Linked DNA regions of Homo sapiens: regions 1 and 2 are each linked to region 3. Evidence: chromatin contacts called from ENCODE Hi-C or POLR2A ChIA-PET data. All regions are on one chromosome and are shown on one strand. The core of a region is the stretch at or near the end of the contact, and the rest is flanking DNA. Distances in the headings are between cores, read along the strand shown. Region 1 has its middle 74 kb from the start of DUSP10. Region 2 has its middle 110 kb from the start of LINC02817. Region 3 overlaps LOC105372932 (a long non-coding RNA gene).

Region 1 (3,647 bases), core at 997-3,496, 230 kb before region 3:
AGATATCCATATACCCCCCTGAACTAGCATGCAGTTTTTTTTTCATATCAGTATTTGCCAATTTAATTGTCTGTTTACCGATGCAATTGATGTTCCTGGGGCCATTTCAGGAACAGGTGATTCCACATTCTGTCTTCTGGAGCAGACTGACCTGGCTGATAGGCTCACATGGTTACAGTAAATCACTGTTTCCCACATGCTAGCATGGTTCTTATCACACAGAAAGTGCCAACAGGTGTGAGAAGCCAAAGACAGAGCTTTTGTTCTCCCAGTAATTCCCCTTCCATATGACTAACATTTATCTGTGTCTGATGAGAGTTTGGGCTTAGGAAGGGATATGTAAATATTTTTCTGGATTTGAGTCAGAGATGAGAGTAAATTAAACAATATCTCTGGTAATTGACCTCAAAGCTGTCCCTATGCTTCCTCTTACTGATCTATTACTCCTGCCATAATGTTGGGTCTAACATTAGTAAGAATAGTGAGAACCATTGGCCGAAGCATGTCCAGTGTGCAGAAAGACCAGGGACAGCCTAGTCAATTGACCAAGGATCTGTCTACAAAATCTGAACTTGTAATCTTATGCAAGAGAGCATCCCCAAATTATAAATCTTAAAGAAAAGTCCACTCGTTTTCAAACAGCATTTCTGGTGAGACTTTAATTCTGTATCACTGTTATTAAGGCATATGGATCTTCACCTTGAATGTATAATTTTGATTAAATATTGTAGTTGAAAACAAAATAACAACAACAAAATAAGGAAACCAAGAAAACAAAGAAAATTTCTTTTTCTCCAAGAGTGCAAAATGTGCAAACTATTTGAATGGGGAGGGAGGTAGGTGCTCAGAGGTTCCTGCAGATTGTTGATAGCCAGGACAAGTCGGTTCATCCTTCTCTGTAGGTTCTTGACATGCAAGTTTTGTCTGTTGGCTATCAAAAAGCAGGCAGAAGCTTCTCCTCAAAATAAAACAGAAGCCCATCTCAAAACCTGCCAAAGAATTTGGTCATATGAATGACATTTCTAACTCCTTAAGAAGTTCATTCCATTTGACCTAAAATTTTCACCTGTGTGTTTGTATCTCAAGAATATGATTTAATCACAGATGTAGCTAAAAACTTACATGCAAGTCACATTCTTTATAATAAATGAGGCTTGAAATGACTTAAATGTCAAGTGATAGGTGAATATTTAAATAAACCAAAGGAGATCTAGTGAATAGAAGATTATTCAATTATTAAATGCCAGGCTTCAAAGAGTATTCAGCAACAGAGAAAATAGCTCACAACATAATGCTAAATTTAAAAAAACTATTAACACAGTTTAAACATTTTCCCCTTTTTTTCCTCATCTTCTCTTTATGTTTTTCCTCCTCAGAGACATGTCAAAATGTTTACAGTGTTTTCTTTTCATAATTTTTGATTTTTATTTTAAAGATTTTAAATATGAGCATGGATTAAGTTTACAATCACGAGAGACTTTAAAAGAGTCTTTAAAAAAATCTCCCTATATTTACTTATCTATTTTTTTCTGACAACACAGGTCTCTGGGTCAGAAACAGATCATTCACTCAGAGAATCTTAGCAGCACTAGTTCCCCATGTCCCAATTCTTGTTTCGCGGGTAACATAGTGGGAGCCAAATTTACCTACTTGTGCAGCGGTTGCTTCATAGGAGAGAAAACTAATGTTAGTTTTCTCTCCTATGAAGCAACCGCTGCACAAGTAGGTAAATTTGATATTGATTATTGATACTTGATTGATTATTTATGATGCTTGAAGCTTCTATAAGATGGCTGGCACATGTGTCTTACCTGCCCTGAAGGGAGGGGAGAATGAAAGAGATCTTGCTGCTCTGAAATGTAAACAGATCCTCTCTGGGGAGAGGAAAGGAAGGTGTCTCTAGGTTTTTATCACTCTTAGAGTGTAAGCAAATAGTTCTGATGGAGATGGAACTTCAGATCTCTCCAGAGCAATTTACTATTTCTAATTTATAAAGCATGCTTACCATTCAATCCTTCCAACAAGGCTATCAGTAATTTGTATGTCTGACAGTGCGGAGACATGAAACAATTCAAGAAGCACTGTTTCCAAAATCTTCCACTTATAGCCACTATGGAATAACTGATATTAGATTTGCTCTTTTGCTGTAAACAACTAGAATATGGGACAAAGCACATGACACATCATGTTCAGATCTTGAGCAATAGGAACTGCAGGACTGTGACTCATAAGATAAGGGAAACTAACAAGGCAAGTCCCATAATTACCTGAGGTTTCTGCATGGGAACCTTTTCTGAACTAGCATGCACAGTGGGGGAACAAGCAGAGCATAACACTCTCACTGAGTGAGGAGACGTAAAACCAAATTCAGGGAGACCGAGGCAGCTCAAGTTGGAAGGGCTGGGTTGCAGAGAAGAGGGAATTTTTAAGAAAAATAACTCCAAACATTTGCCCAGGAATCCCCTTGAGTCTTTGCCTGAATAAGCTGAGCTTGCATCCAATAAAACTCTATGAGGCCAGGATAAGAAAAACTACTAAAGAGCTGTAAGTTAAATAATTCACAGAGTTCATAGAGAGTAGGAGGATATTCCATTTCCAAACAGCCAGAGTGAAGACAGACATTATTGAATACCTGGAACATTTGTTAGAAACTCCAAAATGGTTGGCCTTGAGAGCAGGGCTTAAGCTAGCCATAGAATAAAGCCTCCTCTGTCCTGTCCTGATAGATCTTAAACACCAATATTGAAAAAAACCAAAGTACTTGCCACATAAAAATTACAGACTCTTTAAATAAAAGTAAATATAGACAAGCGGTTTTTGACAGAGGTACCAAAGTAATTCGATGGGGGAAAGATAGTCTTTTCAATAAATTGTGTGGGAACAGCTGGATACTCATATTGGGAGTGAGTGTGGGAAGGAACTTTAACACTTATTGTAAATACATACAAAATTTAAGTCAAAACAGATTATAGACTTAAACATCAGAACTAAAATTATAACATTTCTAGAAGAAAACAGGACAAAATTGAAAAACTGAACTTCGTAAAAATTAAAAACTTGTTCTTTGGAAAACAGGAAAATAAAAAGGCAAATGTCAAACTGGGAGGCAAAAGTCAACTTGTGAATATTCATCATTCTATAATGAATATAGTGAAATATCTCATAATGAATAATATCTCATGAGAATATCTCATAGTGAAAAAATGAATATCTCATATCCAAAATATATAAATAACTCTTTCAATGCATCAACAAGATAACTCAATATTTACCCAGTAAAAGATGTGAGTGCATATTTCAAAAAAGATATCATCCAAATGGACAACATTGGCTGGGTGCAGTGGCTTACACCTGGAATCCCAGCACTTTGGGAGACCGAGGCAGGAGGATCACTTGATCCCAGGAGTTTGAGACCAGCATGGGCAACATAGGGAGACCCCATCTCTACAAAAAACACAAAAAGTAGCCAGGTGTACAGGCATGCACCTGTAGTCTCAGCTACTTGTGAGGCTGAGCTGGAAGAATCACATGCGTCCAGGGAGGTCGAGGCAGCAGTGAGCCATGGTTGCGCCACTGTACTCCATCCTGGGGGACAGAGTGAGACCTTGGTCTCAAAACAAACAAACAAACAAACAATACAAATGGGC
Region 2 (3,556 bases), core at 714-3,213, 210 kb after region 3:
GTACATATGGCAGAAGGTAAAATAACCTCTTTGGAGGAATGTGTTCTCAATCTTGGCTATATAAGAGTTCTGTAATAATCCCTGATGAAGATCAGCCCACAATTACAAAATTACAAAGCCCATGAGGAATAATCTAAAAGCAATAATCAGTATATGTATATGTATATATACATATATCCTGATATATGTGTGTGTGTGTATATATATATATATGAGGATGTGTGTACTTTTTTATCTTTTTTTTCAATTTTTTATATTACTGTGCTGTCTTGGAGTAATTTCTTCAGATCTATCTTTCAATTTACCCATTCTCTAATCAGCTATATATAATCTGCTGTTTAATCTAGCTACCATTTTCATAAGGCTATTTTTTTAATTTCTGGAAGTTTTATTTGGTTCTTTTAAGAATCTGCCTATGCTGATAACATTTTGTTTATGTTTTTAATCCTCTCAATGTCTTTCATCATCTCAAACATACTTATTTTGTAATCTCTAAAAGATAGCTTGGTTATTTGAATATCTTTGTAGCTTAATTCTTCTATTAAAAAAAAATGGTTCTTGCTTTTAGATAATTTCTTACGGGTTTCGTAATTCTTCATTGTGAGCTGATCTTCATCAGAGATTATTATAGAACTCTTACATAGCCTAGATTGAGAACACATCTCTCCAAAGAGGTATTTTACCTTCTGCCAGTCAATCTAATTATATCACTAACCCAGGGCTGTTTTATGTTGATATCTTAGTCTGGGCCACACTGGTAGTTAAAAAAAAAACTTTTTGAACTATAATTACACATGAACAAAAGTATTTTTTTAGGAAGACATTTCTTAATTTGTTGTTGCGTGCGTCTGTCTGTTCCCTCTTTAGTTTTAAAACCCTTAGATGTCGAAAATCAATCTTCCCCCACAACCAAGGTGACTAGAGCTCACATGCTCACTCTCTTGCTATTGATTTTATTATTTATGTTTTTATTTTTCTAGAAAATTTTCTTTCCTTCCTGTAATATTGAATATACACTTGATACAATGTTTGTTATATTAAATATTTAAATATATTGTCTATATTTCTAGGTGTTTCTAAAAGAGGATTTTTGTGTATCCTAATCAAAATATGGTCATAAGCTGAAGTTCTCTACCATTTTCTTAATAGAATCAATTAAAAATATCACCCAAGCAGCCTGACATGTGAATTTTAACATAAGGTACTTGCAGTTGTGAATTAATGAATGACCTTCTTATATTTAGAGCCAGTGTTCATCTGCTAGTTTAATTCTGTGCTAGACAGAGGCTTAATAAGTACTTACTTAATGAATTAATTAATTAAAATATTTCCATTTCTAAGCTGCTGATCTGTTGTGGCTACCCTTTATTTCTCTGTGGCAAGAAGGTTTTTAATTTTTTTTTTTAATTTTTAAATATGTGAGTGAGTGAGAGTAAAGTACTGAGGCTGATTCCACAAACCATGCAAAAAAAATTGTCTTTAGTATTTGCCAATGGCCATTCCTTAAATGATAGACTAACAAATCACTGAATCATGCCCTTTTGCTGTGATAAGGAGATATAGAGATGAAAATTATCTTTTCAGTTTTTCATTTAAAAAATAATCCCTACATTTATCCAGGAGGTTGATTTGTTTTGAAAGAACACCATAAAATTTAGATGTAGAAATTAAGATTACTCATCTTTCTGGTGAACTGAAGACACTAAAACAAGTCCTGTATACTTAGGTAGGACCATATACATCAATTGATAAACAAATAAAATAAATATTTTAAACTCCATATTGCCTTCACAGAACCTAGGCCTGTAACGTATTCACTAAGCAAACTACTGTTTAATTATTGCCTTACTCTGCATACCTTACTCTGCATATGCCAAAAATAGGCTGCATGTTTTAGGCTGTGTGGCAAGTAGAATGACCAATGTTTCTATTTCCCAGGGCTGTGGCAACAGCCCAGTATTTAGATAGCTGCTTCCTTGCCAACAGAACACAAGAGAGCATAAATTTACTACCAAACATAGATGCCAGGGAAACAAGGAAACCCTGAGGTCAATGCCCTAGCCCATGTAGGAAATTTTATTCTTTGGGTGAGTATAAAGAGTTCAGCAAAAAAGGTCAGAGAGGAGTAAGGAGGTATGCCAATTTCAGTAGCTTGTTTAACTACTTTGGGATTCCATTAGCCTACCTATTAAGATAACTTAGTAAAGCTTATTCATCTCAACTTTATTTCCAAGGACAAAAGGCATGACATTTTGAGTCAAGCAAGGCTGGACTGAGTTTTGTAACAACTTACTATTTGAGCGAACCTAGGCAAATCTCCAATATTGGTTTCTCCATCATAAAATAAGACTACTAAAAATACCAATTTCAGAGGATTGTTACTGTAGGATTTGCAAGATAATAATGTAAAACAACACAGTGTCTGACATTAGTATGCACTCAAATGTGAGCTATAACTTTTGTAGCAACAACTGTTTGAATACTTACTATGAGCAAAACTTTGTGCTAGAAAACTCTGATAGACATAAGGATAAATTAGACATATTTCCTCCCTGCCAGGAGCTTAGATTCTAACAGATGAGATAAGAGGAAGTTATAAACTCCAAGACAGCAAAGACTTTATGTTTCTCATTCACCTTTCTATATCTAGCACTGACAACAGTTTCTGGTATATAGTTGGTATACAACAAATTTTATATATATATAACTTTCTACTAGGTAAAAGTAGTAGATTATATATTATACTTATTTATATATAGTATATACTATAAAAAGTAGTAGATTACAGGTGGCTAGATCAATTTTTATATATAAATCTATCTATAATCTACTACTTTTACCTAGTAGAAAGTGCTAAAGTGAATAGGAGAAATAAAGAGAAAATATAGGTATATAAGTAAGAATCAGGACTGTGTAAGAATTTATCCATAGTTTCTCATCTGTAAAAGGATGGTAATTACACTTGCCCTGCTTCCCTCATACAGGTTATTGCAGAGTTCAAATTAAGAGTATGCTTACCTGGAGGCCAGGCGTGGTGGCTCATGCCTGTAATCCCAGCACTACGGGAGGCCGAGGCGGGCGGATCACAAGGTCAGGATATCGAGACCATCCTGGCTAACACGGTGAAACCCCGCCTCTACTAAAAAATACAAAAAATTAGCCGGGCGTGGTGGCGGGCGCCTGTAGTCCCAGCTACTCTGGAGGCTGAGGCAGGAGAATGGCGTCAACCCGGGAGGCGGAGCTTGCAGGGAGCCGAGATTGCGCCCCTGCACTCCAGCCTGGTCGACAGAGCGAGACTCTGCCTCAAAAAAAAAAGAAAAAAAAGAAGAAGAGTATGCTTACCTGAAGTCAGTAGATGGATGAGGCAGGTAGAAAAAGGACAATGAATTAATCCATATAAAATTAATGACGTTTGCCAAGAGTCGTGTAGTGCTTACTATGTGCTAGAGACAGTTCTAAACATTTCACGTGTTAGCTAATTTAATCCTTGCAACAACTCTGTGAGATAGGCCTTATTATCCTCATATTGCAGAAAGGGAAACTGAGGCACGGATAG
Region 3 (3,639 bases), core at 931-3,430:
ACAGTTCCATGACCATGTCACTCTTTTGTTCACTGACCATCAATGGTTCCTCACTGTTCACAGAATAAAGCTCCATTTTATAGATAGGCATTCAAGGCATTTCACTTGAGGCTCTAAACTGCTTTTGCCACCTCATTTTCCATGTTCTCCTTCATAAATTGTTTGCTATAGTCAAACTGACTAATACGAAAAACTATCTTTAACCTCCGCCTGCATGTATTAAGTGGATTTTCTTAAATACCTACAACAACCCTGAAAAGTGCAATTGTTATTTTTAGTCTGTATATGAAGAACCAGTGCATAAGGGAAAGAGGTAGGATTTGAACCCTGAGTTTTTCCACTATGCCCATTTTTTTCCATTTTTTATTGTGGTAAAATACACATAAAATTTACAGTTTTTACCATTTTAAGTGTACAGTTTAGTGTTACTAAATACATTCATAATGCACATCCATCACCCCATCCATGTCCATAAATTTTTGTCCTGTAAAACTAAAATTCTATACCCATTAAACAATGACTCCTCTTTCTCTCCTCCCCTACAGCCCCTGAAAAACACCATTCTATATTCTGTTTCTATGACTGTGATTTCTCAACTATATCATGTAAGTGGAATCATGCAGTATTTTCTTTTGATGAGTAGCTCATTTCATTAGCATCCTGTCCTCAAGGCTTATCCATGTTGTAGTGTATGGCAGGATTTTCTTCCTTTTTAAGGCTATTTTGTTTATCCTTTCGTCCACTGATGGACATTTGGGTTGCTTCCTTGTTTTGGCTATTATGAATATGGCTGCTATGAACATGGATGAAGTAAATATCTCTTTGAAACCCTGCTTTTGGTTATAGACCCAGAAGTTCCCACTAAGCCCTTTTGCTTTGGATTCCCTACGCAGAGCCCTCTAATTGGACTTTTACTTTCCTGCCTTTGAGCTTTTCCTTTTACTGCGCAGCCTACCTGGCCTGTCCTATTTTGGTTCCCTGCCTATTGAAGTCCTGTTTATTCTGCAAGGCTCTTCTATTTGTACCTAGCCCAATGCCTTTCACACAGTAGGTGCTCAATAACTAATATATAGTTAGATATATCTTTGCCATATCTGTGCTAAAACAACATAAAAAGGTAGGAGGCAGAAATGATGTCTTATTATCCCTTATGGCCTGCACACAGTAAACAGTTTAGGAAAAGTTTATTAAATAAATAAAGTCCCCATGCCCCCTGGAACAAAAGGTATGCAGGGCAGTGTATTTCATGGGCTGTCCAAGACCTCATGTCAGAAACGTATGTTTAGGCAGCAAGAACACACAAGAGGCAAGAGAGTAAGAAAGTACGCTGGAAAATTTTGCTAGCTGGGTCAATTCCAATTTGGCAAAAACAAGCCTTCTGCTTTTTCTCCAGGGTTCTTTCTCCCAGCATCACTTATTAATGCTAATTAGTCAAGGGTGTGCCATGATGCAGAACACTTGTGACCCATAAGGATTAGAGAGAGACTGTCATTTCTCAAATGACCCACGAGAGGCAGCCAGAGGCAGTGACGGGGAAGGAGAGGAGGGGAAGAGGAACTTCTCTGCAAAGAATCGCACTAAAGTAAGTGCAAGTAAAAATAAATCCACATATAAAACAACTGTACAAATGTTAGCAGTATTTTCACAGCTGGGTTTCTTTGCCTAAAATACTTAGCACTTACTTTAGAAAACTCACTTCTAAACATAAATGGTCTGACTGATCACAGAAGCTGAACCCTGATACAACTCTGACTTTGAACTTGACTTCTGCCCAGATGGGAATAAAAATAATGACTTCTTCTAAGTAAGAACCTTAATTGCCATGAATTCACACCAGACTGTGGTGGGTGACCTTTACCTCACATATGAGGAAATTAAGGTAGGGCTTGGTTTAGGAAGCTAGATTCATAACAGTCAGCATATTTATATCCAGATTAGGCAGGACTCTGGATTTAAAACACTTTCCCTTGGAAAACACCGACTCTGTCTGTTTCCATGGCACTAAAAACACCCCACTTGAATAACTGCCCAGTTACTTATCATAGCAGGATTAGTGGTCTTCTCAAGGCATCTGCATTCACATTCCTGGTATTTATTTCCTGTAGATATTGGTTTCAAAGACTGATGCCACAGGACATGAATAATCACGGTGACTCACTTTTAGGGACTTTCCCCTGGGGAGTGCCACCTACAGAGCCTCAGAATGAAGTGGGCACATATTAATTAAAATATGTTTCATCTCCAAATGACTATGACAGAAGCTATACTGATGAATATGACAACTAAATACAAAATAATACCGCAATGACTAGCAATGATTCAAATATTGTGCTCATGATGTTATCTTTCATCCATTTATTTAATAAATGGATTTATATAATGAGTGACGGGACTTCTATGTGTCAGAGTGCTGGTTAGGACAGGCCATGTTTCAATAAATTTACAACCCAGCAGGCACTGTTCCTATCAACTAATGAGATTTTTAAATTTAATATTTTTTGGTCAAAGCAAGGGAGTCTTCAAAATTACCAAAAAATATATTTGGTAAGGAAACAGTAAACAGAACCAATTATTCCTTCTTGGTTGAGTTAAGAAAACACGCTTTGTGCTTACACTTCCCATAGTGATCAGGGATTTCTCACCCCTTGAATTTCTGTAGCATAAATTGTTGACGTCTCTTCACTTCCCTGTCTCATTTCCTTGCCCAGGTGGTGAGCCCTGTGCATGAGCCTCTGCCTGACTCATCTTTGTATCTGCAATGCCTCACACATGCCTCATATCTCCCCGCCAGGCAAGCAGTGTTAGTGAAAACAGGATGTCATCAGTTCAGTAAAGAAGAGATTGACAACAAACTGTGAATAGAAAAGTCAAATAGGAATGCATTGGCCTTTAAAAAAATTATTTTCCAAATTATCCTATAGTAAAGTTGACTTTTTTCTTTGATGTACAGCTCTATGGATTTCCACATATGTATAGATTTGTGTAACCACCACAAAGAGGATACGAAACAGTGCCATAACCCCCCAAAGCTTCCCCATGCTGTCCCTTTATATTCACCCCTCCCTCCACCATAATCCCTGGCAATCACTAATCTCTTCTCCACCATTGTGCTTTTGTCTTTTGAAACTGGCATCTCTTACTCAGCACAGAGTTATCTAAGTTGTTCTTTTTTATGACTGAATAGTGTTCCATCATATGTGGTATCACAGTTTATTTACCCTTTCACTCATTGAGGGACATTCAAGTTATTTTCAGTTTGAAGCTACTGTGTAAAAAAAAAAAAAAAAAAAAAAAAAAAGCTACTCTGAAGTTTTGTTTATCAGTTTCATGTGAACATACATTTTCATTTTCCTGGGGTAAATACTCAGGATCGGCCTTGTGGAGTTATAGCGTAGATGTATGTTTCACTTTATAAGGAAACTGCCAAGCTATTATCCAGAGTTGCTGTAGCATTTTCCAATTCCAGCCATCATGTATGTGAATTCTACTTACTCAGCATCCTTGTCAACACTCTGTGTTGTCAGTATTTATTTTGGACATTCTTTTTTTTTGACGGAGTCTCTCTGTTGCCCAGGCTGGAGTGCAGTGGTGCGATCTTGGCTCACTGCAACCTCTGCCTCCCGCGTTCAAGCAATTCTC

Evidence for each region. A loop is a pair of places that touch in the nucleus more often than their neighbours do. ChIA-PET counts read pairs that join two places held with the same protein, here RNA polymerase II (POLR2A). Pooled maps may share reads with other maps.
Region 1: a loop to region 3 is called in a pooled map, with 5 times the contacts of the local background. The contact joins two enhancer-like sites. A Hi-C loop is called at or near these places in 3 of 50 pooled maps. POLR2A ChIA-PET finds 5 or more read pairs at or near these places in 3 of 52 experiments (AG04450, GM12878 and PC-9).
Region 2: a map of Calu3 shows a loop between it and region 3 (2.7-fold over the local background). The contact joins two enhancer-like sites. A Hi-C loop is called at or near these places in 3 of 168 maps with a recorded cell type or tissue (Calu3, ascending aorta and sigmoid colon) and 2 of 50 pooled maps. POLR2A ChIA-PET finds 5 or more read pairs at or near these places in 1 of 52 experiments (MCF 10A).

Annotation. Positions count from the first base shown.
Region 1 is chr1:221,666,275-221,669,921 of GRCh38, reverse strand. No RefSeq gene overlaps it. Among named protein-coding and RNA genes, the nearest start is that of DUSP10, 74 kb to the left of the region's middle. Within about 2 kb of position 2,246, at least 4 of the 41 ENCODE cell types and tissues checked have a DNase peak (open chromatin) inside an H3K27ac peak, as active enhancers do; they include PC-9, where a contact is called at or near this core.
Region 2 is chr1:221,229,223-221,232,778 of GRCh38, reverse strand. No RefSeq gene overlaps it. Among named protein-coding and RNA genes, the nearest start is that of LINC02817, 110 kb to the left of the region's middle. Within about 2 kb of position 1,963, at least 2 of the 41 ENCODE cell types and tissues checked have a DNase peak (open chromatin) inside an H3K27ac peak, as active enhancers do.
Region 3 is chr1:221,438,657-221,442,295 of GRCh38, reverse strand. The region is part of intron 3 of LOC105372932 (a long non-coding RNA gene); the gene reads right to left. Among named protein-coding and RNA genes, the nearest start is that of LINC02817, 100 kb to the right of the region's middle. RefSeq lists an enhancer at 1,393-2,592. Within about 2 kb of position 2,180, at least 8 of the 41 ENCODE cell types and tissues checked have a DNase peak (open chromatin) inside an H3K27ac peak, as active enhancers do; they include PC-9, where a contact is called at or near this core.